Regions from separate parts of the Mus musculus genome. Here region 1 is linked to region 2. The links are chromatin loops, found by intact Hi-C in ENCODE. Cell type or tissue: heart. All regions are shown on one strand. Links, peaks and the distances in the headings refer to the core of each region. The heading gives the core; the rest is flanking DNA. Region 1 holds the start of Slc2a4 (solute carrier family 2 (facilitated glucose transporter), member 4). Region 2 holds the start of Tmem95 (transmembrane protein 95).

Region 1 (9,165 bases), core at 657-8,656, 73 kb after region 2:
TTGGCCTTGAACTTTCAAGGCCTCCACCTCAGCCTACCAAGTGCTGCACTGCCCCAGAGCGTTTCTGAGAGCTGCTGTCATTTTGTTGGCTACCTCTGGAAGTTTCAAGGTAGAATGTTCTGGTTTCTTGCTCCCTTGGCTCCGAAGTTGTGCTTTTGGGAATCATTGCTCCTGAGGTTTCATAGGAACTATTACATTATGCTAGGCCCCAGCGTGGCCAGGGTACCTCAGAAACATAGACCGTAGACTACAGCACCCACCCACGGTCCTGGCACAGCCAGCCACAGAGCCTCTTGGGGTTATCCCCATGGGTAAGATTGCTGTATTCTCAAAGTCCTGAGGCCTCACCAGCAGCAGCAGAGCCACGGTCATCAAGATGGCACAGCCACACATGCCGGCCAGGCCCAACAGATGGAGTGTCCGTCGTCCAGCTCGTTCTACTAAGAGCACCTGTGGGGGAGAGGGGGTTGTGTGTGCAGCGGTCAGTTGGTGACAAAGAGTAACCCCAGGGCACCCAGGGCTATGACACCAGTGGTGTGGCCATTCCACAGGCAAGCAGTTACCGAGACCAACGTGAAGACCGTATTGACCACACCAGCTCCTATGGTGGCGTAGGCTGGCTGTCCCACCCCAGCCGACTCGAAGATGCTGGTTGAATAGTAGAAAACCTAGAAGTGAGGGGGGACAGGAGAGGCAGAGCTAGGGATGTCTGCTCCTTTATTCTAACCACACCAAACCAGACTGAGCCTGAATGCTAATGGAGGCGGTGACTTGCTCCCTTTTCCCAAACTGGTACCTGACCCATGCTCTGCCTGGGCCTCTCTACGTACAGCATTGATGCCTGAGAGCTGTTGGCTCAGCTGCAGCACCACTGCGATGATCAGAGGCTGCCGGTGGGTGCGGCTGCCCAGGAGCTGGAGCAAGGACATTGGACGCTCTCTCTCCAACTTCCGTTTCTCATCCTTCAGCTCAGCTAGTGCGTCAGACACATCAGCCCAGCCGGTCAGGCGCTTTAGACCTGGGGGAGGGGAATGTCAGGCTTTAGGGAACCCGAGAGGAGGCCCGGTTACTAGCAAGATGGGGTGGAGGTATGAGCCTGGGCTAGATACAAGGTGAGGGCTCACTCTTTCGGGCAGGCCCCTCCAGGTTCCGGATGATGTAGAGGTATCTGGGGCTCTCAGGACAGAAGGGCAGCAGAATCAGCTGCAGGAGAGCAGGGAGTACTGTGAGAGCCAGAAGCAGTGGCCACAGGGTAGCTGTGCCCAGCATAGACTCCAAGCCCAGCACCTGTAGGAAAAGACAGGAAAGAGGAAAAGTGACTTTGCTCTTCCTTCCAGCCCAAATGCAGGCGTCCTCTCCAACTCCTACTCCAGCTCCCCACAAAGCCAGGTCTTTTTACCTGGGCAACCAGAATGCCAATGACGATGGCCAGTTGGTTGAGTGTTCCCAAGGCACCCCGAAGATGAGTGGGGGCGATTTCTCCCACATACATGGGCACCAGCCCTGATGTTAGCCCTGGGCAGAAGGAAGAAGAGAGAGCCGAGGATAGCTGCATATTCCATATAGAAGCTCATACACATACATTAAGGAGAGCAGAGGCACAGAGTAGAGCCATAGCACCTGTGGGTACCTGAGTAGGCGCCAATGAGGAACCGTCCAAGAATGAGTATCTCATAGGAGGCCGCGGCATTGGCTAGGCCCATGAGGGCGCCCCCCAACACGGCCAAGACATTGTTGGCCAGCATAGCCCTTTTCCTGGCAGGCACACAGAGAGGAGGGCTGGTCACGACACCCATGCTGTGGCCCTCCGTCCTACTCCTCCCCTCCTCTGCCCTCCAGCTCCATACCTTCCCAACCATTGAGAAATGATGCCAATGAGAAAGGAAGAGATCATGCCACCCACAGAGAAGATGGCCACGGAGAGAGCCCAGAGCGTAGTGAGGGTGCCTTGTGGGATGGAATCCGGTCCCCCAGGACCTTGCCTACCCAGCCACGTTGCATTGTAGCTCTGTTCAATCACCTGGTTGCGAGGGAGGGGGGGGAATATGGGAGTAACTCTAGAGACCTTTCTCTTTCCACTGCCTGATATACCCCGCCCACCACACCCCAACAGCTGGTAGGTCACTCACCTTCTGTGGGGCATTGATAACCCCAATGTTATAGCCAAACTGAAGGGAGCCAAGCACAGCTGAGAATACAGCTAGGACCAGTGTTCCAGTCACTCGCTGCCGAGGGGGTTCCCCATCCTGGACAGACAGAAACAAAGGAAGGTATGTCATGTAGAGTCATGTTTGACTTCCTTCAGGGGCCCAGGCCTAGCTGCAGCATGAAGATTCTGGGCTCCATCCAACATACTGGATGAGAGAAAGTGGGCCATATTAGGAATTGTACAAAGATCTCACTGTAAACAGAACGCCACAGGAACCTGGGCATGTAGGAAAAAACCGATCTCTGTGTCCACACCACAGGCAAAAGTTTGAGGATCTGGACCTCAAAATTCCCCTGTGACCTTGAGACAGACTCAAGACTTGTGTGACCTTGGGTAAGTCACTTCCCCACTCTAAACTGAACCTGGATTTCCTCTTCTGTCAGGTGATATTGCCTCCCTCGGCTACCTGTCAGTCTGTGAAAACACTTGAAAAATCAAAATCAACTATAACAGTATCCCAGACAGTGCCTGTTTTATAAACTAATATAAATAATGTTTTAACATCACCTCTAGCCCTTGTCTCTTCCTTCTGGAAGTTCTCTCAGCTTGCTCCAGTAGGCCGTAAACAGGCCCAAGAATGGCTAGTCCAGAAAGGGCGTCTGGGTCATTGCTTTGGGGTAGCCTTTTAGGTCTAGGCCTAGCCAACCCTCAGCTCCTAAACTGGGACCAAGTACTCGGGGATGTGAGGGGGGATTTTAGCAGGGAGAGAGAGCCATGCCCAGGGGAAGAGGAGGGATGGTAGTGAGTGGTGTGAGGGGCGGTGGCAGTGGTGGCTACTGCTGGCGGCACAGTCTGTCTCCAAGAGGAAACCTGAGCTGGGGGGGGGGGCTGACACTCCCCTCTGCCCCTCCACCCACCGCAAGGCCGAGAGAAAGTTCAGCCTCCTGGAAGACAGCCAGCAGTGGGGGTGGGGCCCCCGAAGTGCTCGGGTCCTAGAAACACCGTAAATCTGAACAGCTCCGGGAAGGGAAGGCGAGACTCTGGATCTACCATTCCAAATAGAGTCGTGGGCAGAGTGTCACCCCATGCAGTGCACAGTAGGCTAGGAGACAAGTTCTGGATTCCCGAGAATCCAGTCTCTCAGCCTGGGCGCGTAAAGAGTCTCTCGGACCCACTCTGTCTCTTGGCGGGATTGGAATTTGACAGTCACGGGTTGTCTAGGCTGAATATAAATAGCCAGCCCCCCATCTCCAACCCCTGCGCCTGCGCAAGAACCGCCTCCTAGCTGACCCCAACCCCAAACTCAGCCCAAGAAAAACTGGACCAGATTTCCCAATTCGCCCCGGTATGCTGAACCTTACGTCAGAGCCGATCTGCTGGAAACCCGACGGCATCTTGTTTTAAAAGAAGAAAAGACTCAGGCGCTGCAATAAGAAAAAAATGAATAGGGTATAGGGTCCGGGCCTGGCCGGCACGAGACCCCGGCGTTCGGAAGCCGTGTGCAAAGGGCGGGTCTGGTGGGACTCACTGCCACAACCCACGGAACCGGAGAGCACCAAGGCTCTCCGGGATCTAGTGAGACCCGCTTGAGGGGGAAAGATGCGGAGAGCTGAAGCCACCTCCCCACTCCCGCCCCGCCATAGGACACGCCCTTCACAACACCCATTGGCCAGGAGCCCGCACACCCCAAAAGGCCACGCCCCCACCCCTAGCCCTAGTGCTGGCTGGGGAGACACGCCCCTAAGGTTCCCGCCTGCTTCTGAGTTTTCAAAGTAGGGTCCTTGGAACAAAAGGCTCTTCCCGCCATCCAAAATCTTGGACTGCGAAATTTCTGAAAGAATTGAGTGCAGCTGGTCCCCCTGAAAGGTCGAAGAGGAGGGTATGGGCTACATGTACTTGCCAGGGTACGGGGTAACTCCAGCAGGATGACATAGAGCCCGCGTGTGTGTGTGTGTGTGTGTGTGTGTATGTGTGTATGCCCCGAAGTAACCCGGAGTGGCTATTTTTAGTTCCCACGTTAGGCTCCGCCAAATGTCAGGTCCCGGGTGTCCCAGCCTGTCCCAGGCGGGGGAGGGCAAAGGAGATGGAGCCTTAAAGGGTCCGCGACACGCTTCCCACGAGGAGATGATCCAAGGGACCAATAACTTCCGTTCCTAGTGTATCTGGAGACCATGCCTGATCGTCCTTTCTTTCCACGCATCTCTGGGCGGCGCGCTGCCTACTGGCCCATCCCCTCCACATAGTCTCTACACTGGTTCTTGGAGGGGACCCAAGGGACAGGTGCTCACGCCAGTCACACCACCCTCCCTGAAGTCCCTGAGCCTCCAGGCATGTGCTGGCCGCGTGGGCGACAAGCTTTCCAGAGTCAGCTACTGTTTTGGGTCTACAGCTGAGAGGGCACGACCTAAGCACGTCCAGGGAGAGAGCTGGCGAAGAATGTGGAGAGAGAGCTCAATTCAGAAAAAGGCCCAAGAGAAGTGCAAGGCTTCTGGCGCCACCTAGAGGGAGAGCGAGGAACCTTAGTGGATTGCACCAGGGTAGCTAACTTCTGGGGTGGCTCTCTTCTATTAACCCTTCCCCTGAGAGCTCAATAACCTACAACCCAGCCCTCTATGGAACGCCAGACCTGAGTCTAGCTGCCGCCAGAATGGTACCGTTTATATGACGAACACGTACAAGTATGGACCTCCTTCAAGTTCCTTTTCCCAAGGAGCTAACCAGTCACTTTCATGGTGTCTTCTCAATGTTGGTGTTTTGACTTCTCTTGCACATTGGTTTTCTTCATCCGTACCACTACCACTTTATTCTGGACTATCCTGTCATGACTGCTTTTCTTGCTTCTCCTCTTCCCTGAAGAGGAGGGTGGAGGGGCAAGAAAGATGGCTCAGCAGATAAAAGCATTGACTGCTCTTCCAGAATCAGGTTTGATTCCCAGCACACATGTGGAAGCTACAACCATCTGTAACTTCAGTTCCAGGGGCTCCAACACCCTTTTCTGGCTTCCACTGGCCCCAGGTACACATGTGGTACACAGACATATATGCAGGCAAAATGCCCATTCACATAAAAAATAATAATTAGGGGCTGGTGAGATGGCTCAGTGGGTAAGAGCATCTGACTGCTCTTCCAAAGGTCCAGAGTTCAAATCCCAGCAACCACATGGTGGTTCACAACCATCCGTAACGAGATCTGACTCCCTCTTCTGGAGTGTCTGAAGACAGCTACAGTGTACTTACATATAATAAATAAATAAATCTTTAAAAAAATAATTAAAAATAAAAAGAGAGAAGAATGTCCAGGGGTGGTGGGGCACATCTCTAACCCCAAGGCCAGCCTGGTTTACAGAGTGAGTTCCAGAACAGCCAAGGTTTCAAAACAAAACAAAACACCTAAGCCGAACACAACAAAAACAGGAGGGTAGATTACAATTTTCAAAGCACATCCCTTTTGTTTTGTTTTTGAGACAGTCTTGCAGTACCTGAAACTGACGTGGAACTCACTATATATTACACACTGGCCTCGAAGTTGCTGTTCTACCCAGAGTGTTGGGACTGTAGATCTGAGGTTAATTCCTGCCTAGAGTCACTGTCTTTTTCTTGTCCTGTGATCAAGTTTGGATTCTCCTACCCAGATCTTCCCCTTAACTGTCTCCTTTCTTGCCTCTACCCATCCTCTTCTTCCTCTTCATCCTCTTCTTCCTTCCTCTCCTCCCTTTTTTATCCTTCCTGCCCCTCTTTCCCTCTTCCTACTGGCCTAGAACTTATATGTCAGCTAGTCTGACCTTGAATTTGTGATACTTTGGCCTTAGCCTCATGAGGCCTGGGATTACACTTGGTGCATTTACCTGTCCCTGCAGTCTGGAATACCAGAGAATGCCTATTCATCCTCCAAAGCAAGGCTCTCGGGGATGGAGAGGTGGCGCAGTGGTTAAGGAAGCCTGTTGCAGAGGACCCAGGTTAAACTCCCAGCATCTACATGGTGACTCACAACCAACTGCAACTCCAGTTTCAGGTGATCTGACATTCTCTTCTGACCCCCTTGAGTATACATGTGGCACACAAATATGCATGCAAGTAAAACACCCAAATAAAATAAAATAAATAAATCTAAAGAAAATAAAAATAATTTTAAAGGTTCAATCAGATCCTGGCAGCAGTTGTAGAGGCTTAGTTCTCCTGTAGCTCTCTGTTTCCCTTTTGCTTCTGGAAACATGGCCTCTGGTGTGACCGTCTCTGATGGTGTCATCAAGGTATTCAGTGACATGAAAATTCACAAATCCTCAAGGCCAGAAGAAATGAAGCAATGCAAGAGGGTGGTGCTCTTCTGCCTGAGTGAGGAAAGGAAGGACATCATCCTGGAGGAGGGCAAGTCTTGGAAGCAGATGTAGGGCAGACTGTGGGTGAGTCCTCCTACACCACTTCTGTCAGGATGCTGCCAGACAAGGACTGACCGTCACTACACTCTCTAGGATGCAACCAAGGAGAGCAAGACAGAGGACCAACCTGCTGTTATCTTCTGGGCCCCTCAGAGTGCATCCCTTAAAAGCAAAATAATCTGTGCCAGCTTCAAGGATGCCATCAAGAAGCTGACAGGAATAAAACATGAATTACAAGCTAACTGCTACGAGGACATCAAGGCCCCCTGAACCCTGGTAGAGAAACTAGGTGGCGCTGTGGTCATCTTCCTGGAGGGCAAGCCTTTGAGAGGCTCCTCCAGCCCCTGCCTGGAGCATCTAACAGCCCTGGACCTGCTCTTGGGTGTTGCAGGCTACCCCTTTCCTGCCAGATCAGAGGGGTGGGGGTGGGGGGATCCCAGCAGGGGAGAACAATCCCTTCACCCCACTTGCCAAATGTCCCTCCATCCCACCCCCTGTACTTCCTCCTCCCTCCATCCCTGAGGGGTCTGGCCTTCCCAAGCTGCTTTTGATCCTCTGATTCCTCTTGGGTTGAAGCAGACCAAGTCCTGTCCTAGGCACCCAGTTTGGGGAGAGCCTGTATGTTTTTTTAAATGACAGCCCTACAACTCATTTCTCCCCATCCCATGGTGCCAACCTCTAACCACACTGGTTGGTGACTCTATGCTTGTCTGTTTAGTTCTGTGTGTAAATGAAATGTGGAAATGATGCTCCCTGCAGTAGCTGACTGCCCTCCCCTTTCCCTTGACCTTGACCATTCATGGAAGCAGGACCAGTAAGGGACCTTCAATTAGAGAGAGAGAGACAGAGAGACAGAGAGAGAGACAGAGAGAGACAGAGAGAGAGAACAATAAAAAGGCTAATTAACAAAATATAATTTAAAAAAAGCAAGACTTCCCTCCTCGGAGAAGACTTCTTGGCCTTTCTTGAAAATAGCAAATGTTCTCTGTTAGAGTCCATTCCTTTTCATTTCTTCTCTCTCTAATTCTATCTCAGGGGCAGATGGGCATCTTATTCATGCATCCAACTTAGAGCAGGGTATCCTAGCTATTTGCTGAGTTAATGAATGAATGTCTGCCCGCTGCTTATGGTGGACATTGTAGATGGGGCAATAATAATTTATAACCAGAAAGTAAGTGAGGAGATTGATGAGCGGGAGGGGGACTGAGTGTGAAGGGAGAGAGATGTGGGAATGCTGGGATACCATCAAAGGGCAATGGCACGGAGAGAAGAACAGAAAAGAGGGTTAGAGAGGCAGACAGGCTCGACAGAGGTGAAAGTAGTGTGGCAGATGGTTACAGGGCTGGATGCTGGTGTCCTAGGTCCCTAGGTACCATCCTGCCATGGTTTATTCTGCTCTCATTTTGAGGTTTCTCAGGTATCCTAGGTGGTTTTTATTTTATTTTAGTGTGTATGGGTGGAGAGTGGAGGTGAGGGGCAGGGAAGCTAGTGCCAGCAGAGACCAGAAGAGGGCATCATATCCCCTAGAACTGGAGTTACAAGCTGTTGTGGGTTGCTTGATGTGTAGGTATTGGAAAGTGAGCCTGGGTCCTCTGGAAGAGCAGTAAGCATTAAGTGCTAAGCTATCTCCAGCTCTCCAAGCCTAGGTGTTTAAATGCATAGAAAGTGGAATCAGATCGTTTAAGGAGTGCAGAGGCTGGGTATGATGGTGCTCACTTTTAATCCTAACACTAGGGATACAGAGGCATGTGGACTTCTAGGAGGCCAGCCTGCTCTACATAGCCAGTTTCAAGCCAACAGGGCTACATAGTGAGACTCTGTCAAAAAAACAAAGTCAGGTGGTGGAGTCACAGCGCCTTTAATCCCAGCTCTCTGGGAGCAGAGGCAGATGATCTCTGAATTTGAGGTGAGCCTGGTCTACAGAGAGAGTTCCAGCACAACCGGGGCCACACTGAGAAACCCTGTCCTGAAAAATCAAAGGAGGGAAAAAAGTGAGGGCTGGCAAAATGGCTTCTAAGGAATATCCTTGCCATCAAACATGACAACCTGACTTCAGTCCCAAGGACCTATGCTGGAAGAAGAGAACTGACTGTCATAAGGTTGTCTCCTGACATGTGCACACAAAGTAAATGAATACATTATAATAAACAAACAAACAAACTATGAGCTAGCTCAGAGGGCAGAGCGGCACTTGTGTGTAGACCTGAAAACCTGGGTTAAATCATTTTGTCCCACAAGGTAGCAGAAAAGATCTTTGGCCATGTGTGCTTGCCCTTACACTCCAACACACACACACACACACACACACACACACACACACACACACAAATATGAAAGATTGTGGGATTGTGGAGAGGTGCTGGGGACGTAGTTCAAATATAGACTGCTTGCCTCGCACACGTGAAGTTCTGGGTTGGATCCTCAGCGTTATAAACCATGGGTGTGGTAGCACAGGTCTCTAATCCCAGAGCAAGGAACTGAAAGTCACTCTAGGCTATGCAGCCAGCACAAGGCCAGCCTGAAACTCCAGCCTCTTTTTTTTTTTTTTTTTTTTTTAGCGTTGGAGACCTAGATGGTTCAGAAGGTATAAAGAGGGCGGGGTATTTGGAGGAGAGGATGACTAATCAAGAATGGAAAATAA
Region 2 (9,165 bases), core at 402-8,401:
AAGAGAGACCTGTCTCAACAAGACAGAAGGGAGAACTGACTTCTGAAGGTCCTCCTCTGGCCTTCATGAGCTCCCTGAGGTACATGTGTGCCTTCCTGGTATCACACAGAGCATAGTATCAGAAACAAAGTAGACAGCTGTACAGAAGGACACACAAGGGTGACTCACTGACCTCTATACATGCATGTGTATCCACATATACATATGAGCATGTGCACACACACACACAAGAAAAGCAACATGGCCTCCTGTGCAGCCTGCTCATGAGTTGCCCAGAGCCAGAGAAAGGCTGGAGCCATCATCAAGGATGCCTCTCGGGTTTTAACTATGTGCCAGGCATGGTGGAAATAGAGATCACAGACCCTTTCTGTAGCAGCTCCCTAGGAAGAACATGATCTAGAGAGGTTAAAAAAAACAAAGACCACCAAGTTAGATTCTCCTCTGGTGTCCATCGTGACCAGGCTGGCTGACTACAGCCATGACTAAGGCTGATGTCACTCAGAAAGCCTCTCCCCGGGAAGGTGTCCACATCATCAAAGACACTTTAGGGCCTTGCTTGGCAGACACACAACTGCAAGCCGCTTTGGACCCAGTGAGGCCATCAAAGCCTTAATGGGGCAGTCTGAGCTCGCTCTGATGCTGGCAGGAGTTGAGCACTAGAAACCATTCTGCACCATCCACTGTTGTGTGAACAGAGAATGTCCCCTCTGGATTTGTTTGCTCCCAGCAGGCCTTGGGGCAGGCCTGTTCTGTCCCCACAAAGAAGGTGGTCAGCAAAACCAGCAGATTCAGTCTATTCCAAAAAGCTTAGTCTCTGCCTGTGGCTTCTGCCCTGTTTTCTCTACTGATTCACACCCCCACCCCTCAGGTCGGATATCTTATTAGCATACAATATTTCCAATAGCTTTAATAAATACCACACACACACACACACACACACAAGCCTTTTGCCTTTTACATTGTTTGTTTTACTTTATATATGTGTGTGCACATGTGTACTGTACGCATACAGGAATCTTGCAGATGTCAGAGGAGATATGGATCCCCTGACACTGTGGTTACAGATGAGTGCTAGGAACCAAGCTCAGGTCCTGTGAGAGCAGCAAGTGTTAACCGTTGAGCCATTTCTCTAGACCCTGCTTTGTTTTGCTTTTGAAAACAGGGTCTCTTGGAGTCTGGGTTGGCCTTGAGCTTCATGTGCAACCAATGACCTTAACCTGACTCTCCAGCCTCCGAGTCCCGAGTATTGGGTTTTAGCATGAGCCACTATACACAGCTACCTTCTTATTGTGTAAAAGCAGATAATTTTCTGGGCAGTGGTGGTGCCTTTACTCTCAGCACTGAGGATGCAGAGGTGGGTGGAACTCTGAGTTCTGAGGCCAGCCAGATCAACAGAGTGAGTTCCAGAACAGCCAGTGCTACACAGAAAACCCATCTCAAAAAACAAAAACATCAGGCTGGAGAGGTGGCTCAGCAGTTAAGAGCACTGATTGCTCTTCCAGAGGACCTGAGTTCAATTCCCAGCAACCACATGGTGGTTCACAACCATCTATAATGGGATCCAGTGCCCTATTCTGGTGTGTCTGAAGATGAAGATAGTGTATTTACATAAAATAAATAAATCTTTAAAAAACAAAAACAAAACATCAAGAACAACAAAAAGCAGATAATTTTTTAAAATTCTTTTTGTTTGTTTGTTTGTTTGTTTGTTTTCCAAGACAGGGTTTCTCTGTATAACCCTGGCTGTCCTGGAGCTCACTTTGACATTTTAACATTTTTGAAGTCAAGACAAGTTAGGCATGCCACAGCTTACTAGGTAACTTTTTCTTAACATATAATAAAAGTACATATTATAATTGTTTTATTTTTTTAATGTTTTCTTTTTTTTTTAAAGATTTATTTATTTATTATATGTAAGTACACTGTAGCTGTCTTCAGACACACCAGAAGAGGGAGTCATATCTTTTTACAGATGGTTGTGAGCCACCATGTGGTTGCTGGGATTTGAACTCAGGACCTTCGGTAGAGCAGTCAGTGCTCTTAACCACTGAGCCATCTCACCAGCCCTATTGTTTTCATTTTATGTGTATAAATGTCTTTCCCGGGGCTGGTCAGAGCAGACCAAGGGTTTGAAGTCAGGCAGCTTAACTCCAAAACCTAAGCTCATCAAATGCAGTGAGAGATGTGCAGCCTCAGGAGGACCGTGTAACCATTGAGACTGACTTGGGTTCAAGAGGGGCATTTGCAGCCAAGTGGAGCACCTGGGAGCCTAACGTCCACTCTAAGAGGTTTGTGGTGGGCTGGAGGTCACCACAGGAGAAGGGGCAGACAAGTCCTTTAATGGTGGGTGGTATTGTTGACCTATGAACACTGGAGCAGGAGATCAGGAACAACTGTAAAGTGTTGATCCTGGAAAGTGAGGCTGAGCCAAGGAGCAGACAGGGCAGCTTCCATCCAGGACAGAGCAGCGCCACCTCTGAGATCAGGACATCCAGGGGTTACTTATTCCCTTTTGGGCGGTGATGCTCCCTGTTAATTAGTGGGCATTCACTGTTGCCAAATGAAAGATAGGTTTCCCTATGATCTTGGACACGTTTGCGCTCTCGTGTGACCTCTGGCTCTTGTATCTTCGTGTATAGAATAAAAGGATTGTCTAGAATGTGAGGGCAAGATTGGGGGAGGGGGGCGCATGCCCACAATCCCAGCTCTTGGGAGGCAGAGACAGGAAAGTCAGAGGCTCAAAAACATCTCTGGCCTTATAGCAAGCTGAAGGCCAGGCTAAGCTGACAAGAACCTGTCTCAAAAACAAGAACAATGGGCTATAGGGATGGCTCAGCCAGTTAGGGACCTTTGCCACTGTATTAGTTAGGGTTTTACTGCTGTGAACAGACACCATGACCAAGGCAAGTCTTATAAGAAACAACATTTAATTGGGGCTGGCTTACAGGTCCATTATCATCAAGGTGGGAGCATGGCAGCATCCAGGCTGTCATGGCGCAGGCAGAGCTGAGAGTTCTACGTCTTCATCCAAAGGCTGCTAGTGGAAGACTGACTTCCAGGCAACTGGGGTGAGAGTCTTAAGCCCACACCCACAGTGACACACCTACTCCAACCAGGTCACACCTATTCCAACAAGGCCACACCTCCAAATGGTGCCACTCCCTGGTCCAAAAATATACAAACCATCACAGCCACCAAGCCCGAAGATCTGAGTTCAGTCCAAGACCCTCGTGGAGGTAGAGAGACGTGATTTCTGCACATTGTTCTCTGATCCCCACACATATGCTGTGGTCTACAGAAGCTTACACACACACACTAAACAACATTCAAAAACAAAATTTGGAGCTGGCCCCCAATTTTAATCCCAGCACCTCTAGAGGCAGAGGCAGGCAGATATCTCTGTGAGTTTGAGGCCAACTTGGTCTACGAAGTGAGTTCCAGGACAGCCAAGACTGTTACACAGAGAAACCCTGACTCACAAAGGAACCCTATCTCAAAAGTTAAAGAGGAAAGGCATGTTGACCCCAGTGGTTCTAACCAGGTTGTGGATGCATCATACTAACCAAGGCTTCACATGGGACGATTTTACTCACCCGGGGGGGGGGGGGGACACAAGCAGGCTGTTTAGAGGCTGTCCAAGCCACTCCAAGTGTGCCCTCCGGACACCCAGTTTGAAAAGTAGATGGAGGCTGGGATCCCATATGAAAAGCTCCCAGTGCTCCCACGAGAACTTATGTCTTCATTTTCCATCTCCTGTCATCCAAACCCCAAGCCCCCAATACAGAGAAGACCGGTACCACCAGAATTCCTCCACCATAAATTGTTGACATTAGGACAGGATTTTCCTGTGTGTCCCAGGATGTCTAGCAAGCTGCCTTGGTCTCCACCCACTAGCGCCAGCCACACATTCCTCCAATTAAAACAAAACTGACTCCAGACATTGCTAAATATCTATTGGGGGGGGGGCACCTCTAACAAGAATTCCTAAGAATTCCCATCCCATCTGCCTGCCCAAGTTGCAGATGGAGTCAGACAGGAATGGAAAGCATCACACAGCAGATTTACACAGGCCCAGAAGGAGGGGGAGGTCCAGGCTGCACAATATTAATACAATGGAGGGACTGTATGCCAGCGGGTTGACTGATGTGGTCTCACCCCAGAGGGAGAGAGTTTTCCAGAACCCTCATTCCCGGATTCCGGATCAGTCATTGGAGGGCCTAGAGCAACATCTACAGGCCAACAGTCCCCCGCTTTCCGGGAATGGACAGAGGGGATGTGGGAGTGGTGGTGGTAAGCGATTCTTTCCTTCTGTAGATAATTTCCTGGCATCATCTGCTGCTCTGTTTGATTGGTGGAACACAGAAAGGGAGGGACTTTCCAGCTGTGGGTGCTTGGGTTCCTGGAGGCCATCTGACACGAATATTGATAGCAGAAGTCTGAGGTTTAGGGTCTGAAAGACTGAGGCTTTGGGGCTGGGTCTAAAAAGTGTTCCCACCCTAAGGGATGTGGAAATTGTGGGCACAGATTTCTTAGAGCTGGGGCTGGAAAAGCTGTCCTCCTCTTCACAAGTCTTTTGCTTGCAGGTTCAGGTACCTGAAAGGAGACAGAGGATGGGAGGCCTGAAGAGAATCAGGGAAGGGGGTTGGGAAGATCCCCACAACTCACTCCACTTGGAGGCTCACAACACCCGAAAGCAGGACAATTCCGAAGATACATAGGAGCAGAATCCTAGCGTCCCACAGATCGTGACTGTCTGCAAGGAACCCAGGAGACCGTGGATGATCCTGTGGATCACACCAGGGAACCTAGGGGGCCTTAGGAGGGTGAGGATTAAAGAACCTGGGTAGCAGTGCTTTTGGGGCCAACAAGACTCCTCCTTGCCCTCGCAGGTGGAGCAGTTGTACAGGATGGTGCTGCCCCCTGCAGGAGACAATAGGAGCAGCGCTGGCAAGCGAAGCCACCGCCTCCAACCCCTTCCTCCCAGCCGCCCAAGCTCCTCAGGCCGTCGCCCTACTCTCTTCGCTCCCCAGGGGGCTCCACGGCCTTTTCTTTTACTCACGGCAGACAGGAGCACAAAGAGCTGCAATGAAAAGCAAGGAGCAGTGGCTGACTTGTTCAGTCATGCCCCACGGGGCTACAAATCCTAGGCGTCTCCTTGGTACCCTCCCCATCAATACCTTCCCTGGTGTACTGGGGGATCCTGGTCTTCTGAAGCCATTGCCAGTATAATGGAATCAAGGAGGTGGATCCTTTTTTCTCTGGAGAGGCACAGCACAGCTATATTGCCCTAGACCTCATCGGAGCTGCCTTCCAGGCCCCCTCCCAGATCGGTCCCTCTCTTCACCTCCCCTCCCCCCATATCCCGTCTCGTCTTGGGTCTTCCTAAGTCTCAAAGTGTCCGTTTTCTCCAGACCTCACCTATGACTCTCAGGACTCGGTGAGTTTTCTCTGTGACTTGCTTCATTGAGACCTCATCTGTGGAGATGGACAAGAAGGAGCTAGAGTAGGCTCTAGAGTTTTGGGGGGTTTTGTGTTGTCTTTTGTTTTTTTGTTTTCCTATTTCCTAGGGCACAGAGTTCTTCCAAAGAGAGAGAGAGGCTAGTGTGTCCAGAAAGGGCTATGGACTGAAGCAATGGCTGAGATGCACAGCTAGGAGCTCGGGCGCCAGCCCCCTTAGGATCCAGTGGTGACTATTGCTGAGCTAACCTTGCATATCTGATATTACCTAAGGCAAAGGCCGAGAAATCTGGGGAAGCCCATTCCTTCCATTTCCACTTCGGCTTCGTCTGGTTATTGAGCTGAGCCAGGCGGTTTGCCAAGGCATGATCTTGGAGACGACAGAAGATACAAGCCTTGGCCACGGCCAAGAAAGCCCCACCCAGAGCCAGCACCCACATGAAGCCTGCTGGGGTATGGAAGGAGTTGGACCCCCTCAGACCAGGGAAGAGTCAGAATTCTCTGAGATCCAGATTCTGACCCTTCATGTCGGAGGTTCTAGACTGATCCAGAACAATGCCATTGTCTTACCCCTCGGCTCCGGTAGAGCCACCCCTGGGCCCCCAAGAACTGGAGGCTAAAACGTATCTCTAGGACGGATAAATCAGGGTTTCTGTTGCAAGGGGATAGTGGCCTTTACACGTCATGGTTCTGAAAGCAATTTATTTTTCTTCTTGTAAGTCACAGTGATAGATGAATGACTCCACCCAATGATGACCATGTTTATGTGTGTATCCCATCCGCCCAGGAACCCAGAAATGCTATCCTTCCCACACCCTCCCCGACTCTCCCAACTCTAGCTCCTGGCTGCCCAGGACAGCCTTAGGCCTTCCTTACCCAGCTATTTCCTAGCAACAGGCTCATGGTTGTCTCAGCAACCAAGAGCTCCCAGAGGTCTCAGAGGCCCAGCTAAGCCCAGAGGCTTTTACCTCTCATAGGAAGGGCCTAGTGTGACTCAAACTCAAACAAGGCCCTCCTGCCTACGTGGCAGCGCAGGCATAAACACACATGCAAACACACACACACACACACACACACATACACACACACCCTATGATTAAACTAAATCTGAATCTGCTTTTACACATACCACAGAAGTACCTGAGCCTGGAGAGTTTCTAAGCAACCCCAAACAGGCCTGGACAGGCCAAGATCACAGAAGGACCAATACACAAGCACAGGAGTCAGCAACACTGATGGGAACCAAGACAGCAGGGAGCCAGGCAGCATCAGATCTATTGACTGGCAGGCGCACACACATGAAAGAGGCCTCTGGACACCATGGTCCAGCCCCACTTCCATACAGGATCCTCTGGAATTCCAGAAGGGAGCTCTAGCCCCCGTGTTGATGGAGGTTCTCCTTGCTCCCTATGTCACCCTAGGATGGAGTGTCCCACAATAGGTGGCTTGGAACATAGTAAAGAAACCTCCCAGAGAGTCCTGGCCTCTTAATGGTTACTGTAGGATAAGATGTCAGCTCCAGTAAAGGAAACCACAGTCTAGGGAGCAGGTTACATTTGATAAGTCAAAGTCCTCCCACCTAGTGCTCAACCCGCCAGAGCTCTGCTAGGTTTAGCCTGGGCAAAGAGGTGCTATCTTACTTTGCCACACTTCTGAATACAGAGGACCCATCCTCAAGCAAAAACAGGCTAGAGAATCCACGATGCTTTCCCAGGATAAGCCCCCGCGTAGACCTTCTGGACCATTCGTGAGTCTTGTGGGGTGGAAGGGGGCAGCTCGATCTGGGAACCCCAGCTCTAGGCTCTGGCCAGGTATGGTGGAATCCCTGACTTTCATAGCTACCACACCAGTACTAGAAAGAGGTTTTAGAAGAGCCACAGGCCCCTTGGCTGACTCATCCCCCTCCTCTGCAGTCAAGTGGAGGGCAGCACCCTCAGTGGCGCACAAAGCGCAAGGATCTAGAGTTCAGAAGGTCTTCAGGGTCTGGGAAGACAGAGTCCAGGCGGAAGCCATGTTCCAGAGCCACCCGTAGCACCTCCTCCAGGAATGTAGGCGTGTTCGCTACCTCCCGACGATCTTCTGGCCCCCCAGTCCACAGTGGCTGCAGCCCCAGTCTTTGATACTCTACTTCAGGGAGTTCCTGGGGGCGGGAGGCCCACTCTAGCCGAAAATGTGGACCTCCTTCTGCCCTGTCCCCAATGGCCACACCAAATCTGTTGCGCATGGCAGCCAGACACTCAGGGTCAGTGCAGAAGAGGTTGGCTCGGAAGGTGTCCACCTGGACAGAGCTCAGCTCATAGTGGTGGGGGCCCCTTCGAGCGGAGAAGTGCACCTGGCGGGGGCTGACATCTACATCTGCATGGAGTAGGGCGGCTGTGGATGCAGGTGTACCCCGAGAGGCTTCCAATTCCCGCAGGGCATCCAGGAGGGGCCGGATCTGGTAGAAGTCAGCCTCTGCCTTAAGAAGGGCAGTTTCTCCGTACCCACGGGGCAGGTCCAGACGGCCTAGCCGCAAAAAATTGAGGATGTGCCGGAAAGCCTTGCCATCCCTGTCGATGAAGTAATGGCCATCTCCTTGCGGGTTAAGGTTGGCTGGCATTAGGGTGTCAGCCCTAAACATGGCCCCCAGCATGGAATCTGGGAAGCGAGTCAGGGTCTCCAGTGTAGTGGAATATAGTGTTCCCCCCACATTTAGGGTCACGGGACCCCCAAAGGAAGGGGGTAAAGAGGACACAGGAGGGGGGGAAATTTTGGGTAATATAAGAGACAGGCAAGGAGAAGGAAAAAGCAGATATTTGGGGGTTTGGAAAGAATTGGGTGGTAACGTTCAGACTTGCTAAGTTGGAGGCAGAGGTTGGAGAACAAGACAGTAAAGTTTGTAGCTCACCCAAGCTACTTTGGTGGTGGTTGGGGGCTTCAGGACACAAAAATCCCCGAGAGGATGAAAGAACCGATGAAAGGAACAGACGGCAGCCAGACAGGATCAGGGAGCTTTTGGTCCAGACGCTTCTGATTGTGCGTGGTCAGCGATTCCCTCCTGTACTCTTCAGACAGTGGGTTTCCGAAATTCAACCAGCAGGTGACGGTGGTGAGCACCGGTCGGACGCTGAAAGGATCAGTTTGAGTTTCTGAGCTTTTGTAGTTGTAGAGTCCACGTCGGGTTCCGAGGACCTGTTCAGAGGCCCAGCCAGGGTTAGGGGCGTGTGTCCCAAAAGATGGAGGCGCAACTGATAGGAGCCGGTAGCCAGCAGTTCTGTATGGCTTGGGAGAGGCGATGCTCTTGCAGTCAGAGCTGAGAGTGTCCCGGGACTCTGTTGGGAACAGTGTCTCAGGGCTCGGGCGTTACCGCCTTCCTGGGTTGTCGCAGCAGGCACTGAGGTCCTCTCCACCCCCAGGAAGTGGCCTAAGGGCAGCGGTCAGTGGCCCTTTAAGCGACAGTCCCGCCCCTTAGCGCCCCGCCCTACGCCCCCGTGGGCTGGCCGGGCTCTGCTATGGGTGGGAGCCGGCCTTGCCAGTGCGAGAGATGGGGCGAACAGGCTGGACCGGCCGACTGGAGCGGGGGTGGAATGATTCACAGGCTTCGTTGCGGATGTGGCCGCGACGGCCCCGCGTTCCCTGCAGATGTGCATGACCTCACTAGTACAACTTAGTCGAGGATGGAGTCTCCAGTCCATCCTTCTAGTCTGAGAGAATCCACGTCTCCGGGTT

Evidence for each region. Peaks named below come from ENCODE experiments on the same cell type or tissue, not always from the same donor. Only the 100,000 strongest peaks of a DNase experiment are listed, where the experiment ranks them.
Region 1: it touches region 2 in a loop (3-fold over the local background); 8 of 42 quality-filtered maps call a loop at or near these places.

Annotation. Positions count from the first base shown.
Region 1 is chr11:69,944,439-69,953,603 of GRCm38, forward strand. Slc2a4 (solute carrier family 2 (facilitated glucose transporter), member 4) reads right to left here and starts at 3,752. Exons shown (of 11, transcript NM_009204.2): 1 at 3,511-3,752; 2 at 2,130-2,246; 3 at 1,848-2,020; 4 at 1,631-1,755; 5 at 1,400-1,515; 6 at 1,125-1,287; 7 at 831-1,018; 8 at 564-668; 9 at 349-450. The coding sequence starts at 3,543. It also overlaps the pseudogene Gm12310. In heart, for the core only: CTCF peaks have their summits at 4,651 (motif pointing left), 6,804 and 8,035 (motif pointing right); DNase peaks (open chromatin) are centred at 3,453, 3,773, 4,123, 4,373 and 3 weaker places; H3K4me3 peaks cover 3,755 bases; H3K27ac peaks cover 3,829 bases; H3K27me3 peaks cover 549 bases.
Region 2 is chr11:69,872,122-69,881,286 of GRCm38, forward strand. Tmem95 (transmembrane protein 95) reads right to left here and starts at 5,934. Exons shown (of 7, transcript NM_001195710.2): 1 at 5,726-5,934; 2 at 5,419-5,475; 3 at 5,178-5,258; 4 at 5,060-5,080; 5 at 4,840-4,920; 6 at 4,666-4,753; 7 at 3,933-4,593. The coding sequence starts at 5,897. The coding sequence ends at 4,563. Kctd11 (potassium channel tetramerisation domain containing 11) reads right to left here and starts at 8,864. Exons shown (of 1, transcript NM_153143.4): 1 at 6,143-8,864. The coding sequence starts at 8,089. The coding sequence ends at 7,391. In heart, for the core only: CTCF peaks have their summits at 4,227 and 4,932 (motif pointing left); DNase peaks (open chromatin) are centred at 4,230, 4,920 and 7,790; H3K4me3 peaks cover 2,406 bases; H3K27ac peaks cover 2,078 bases.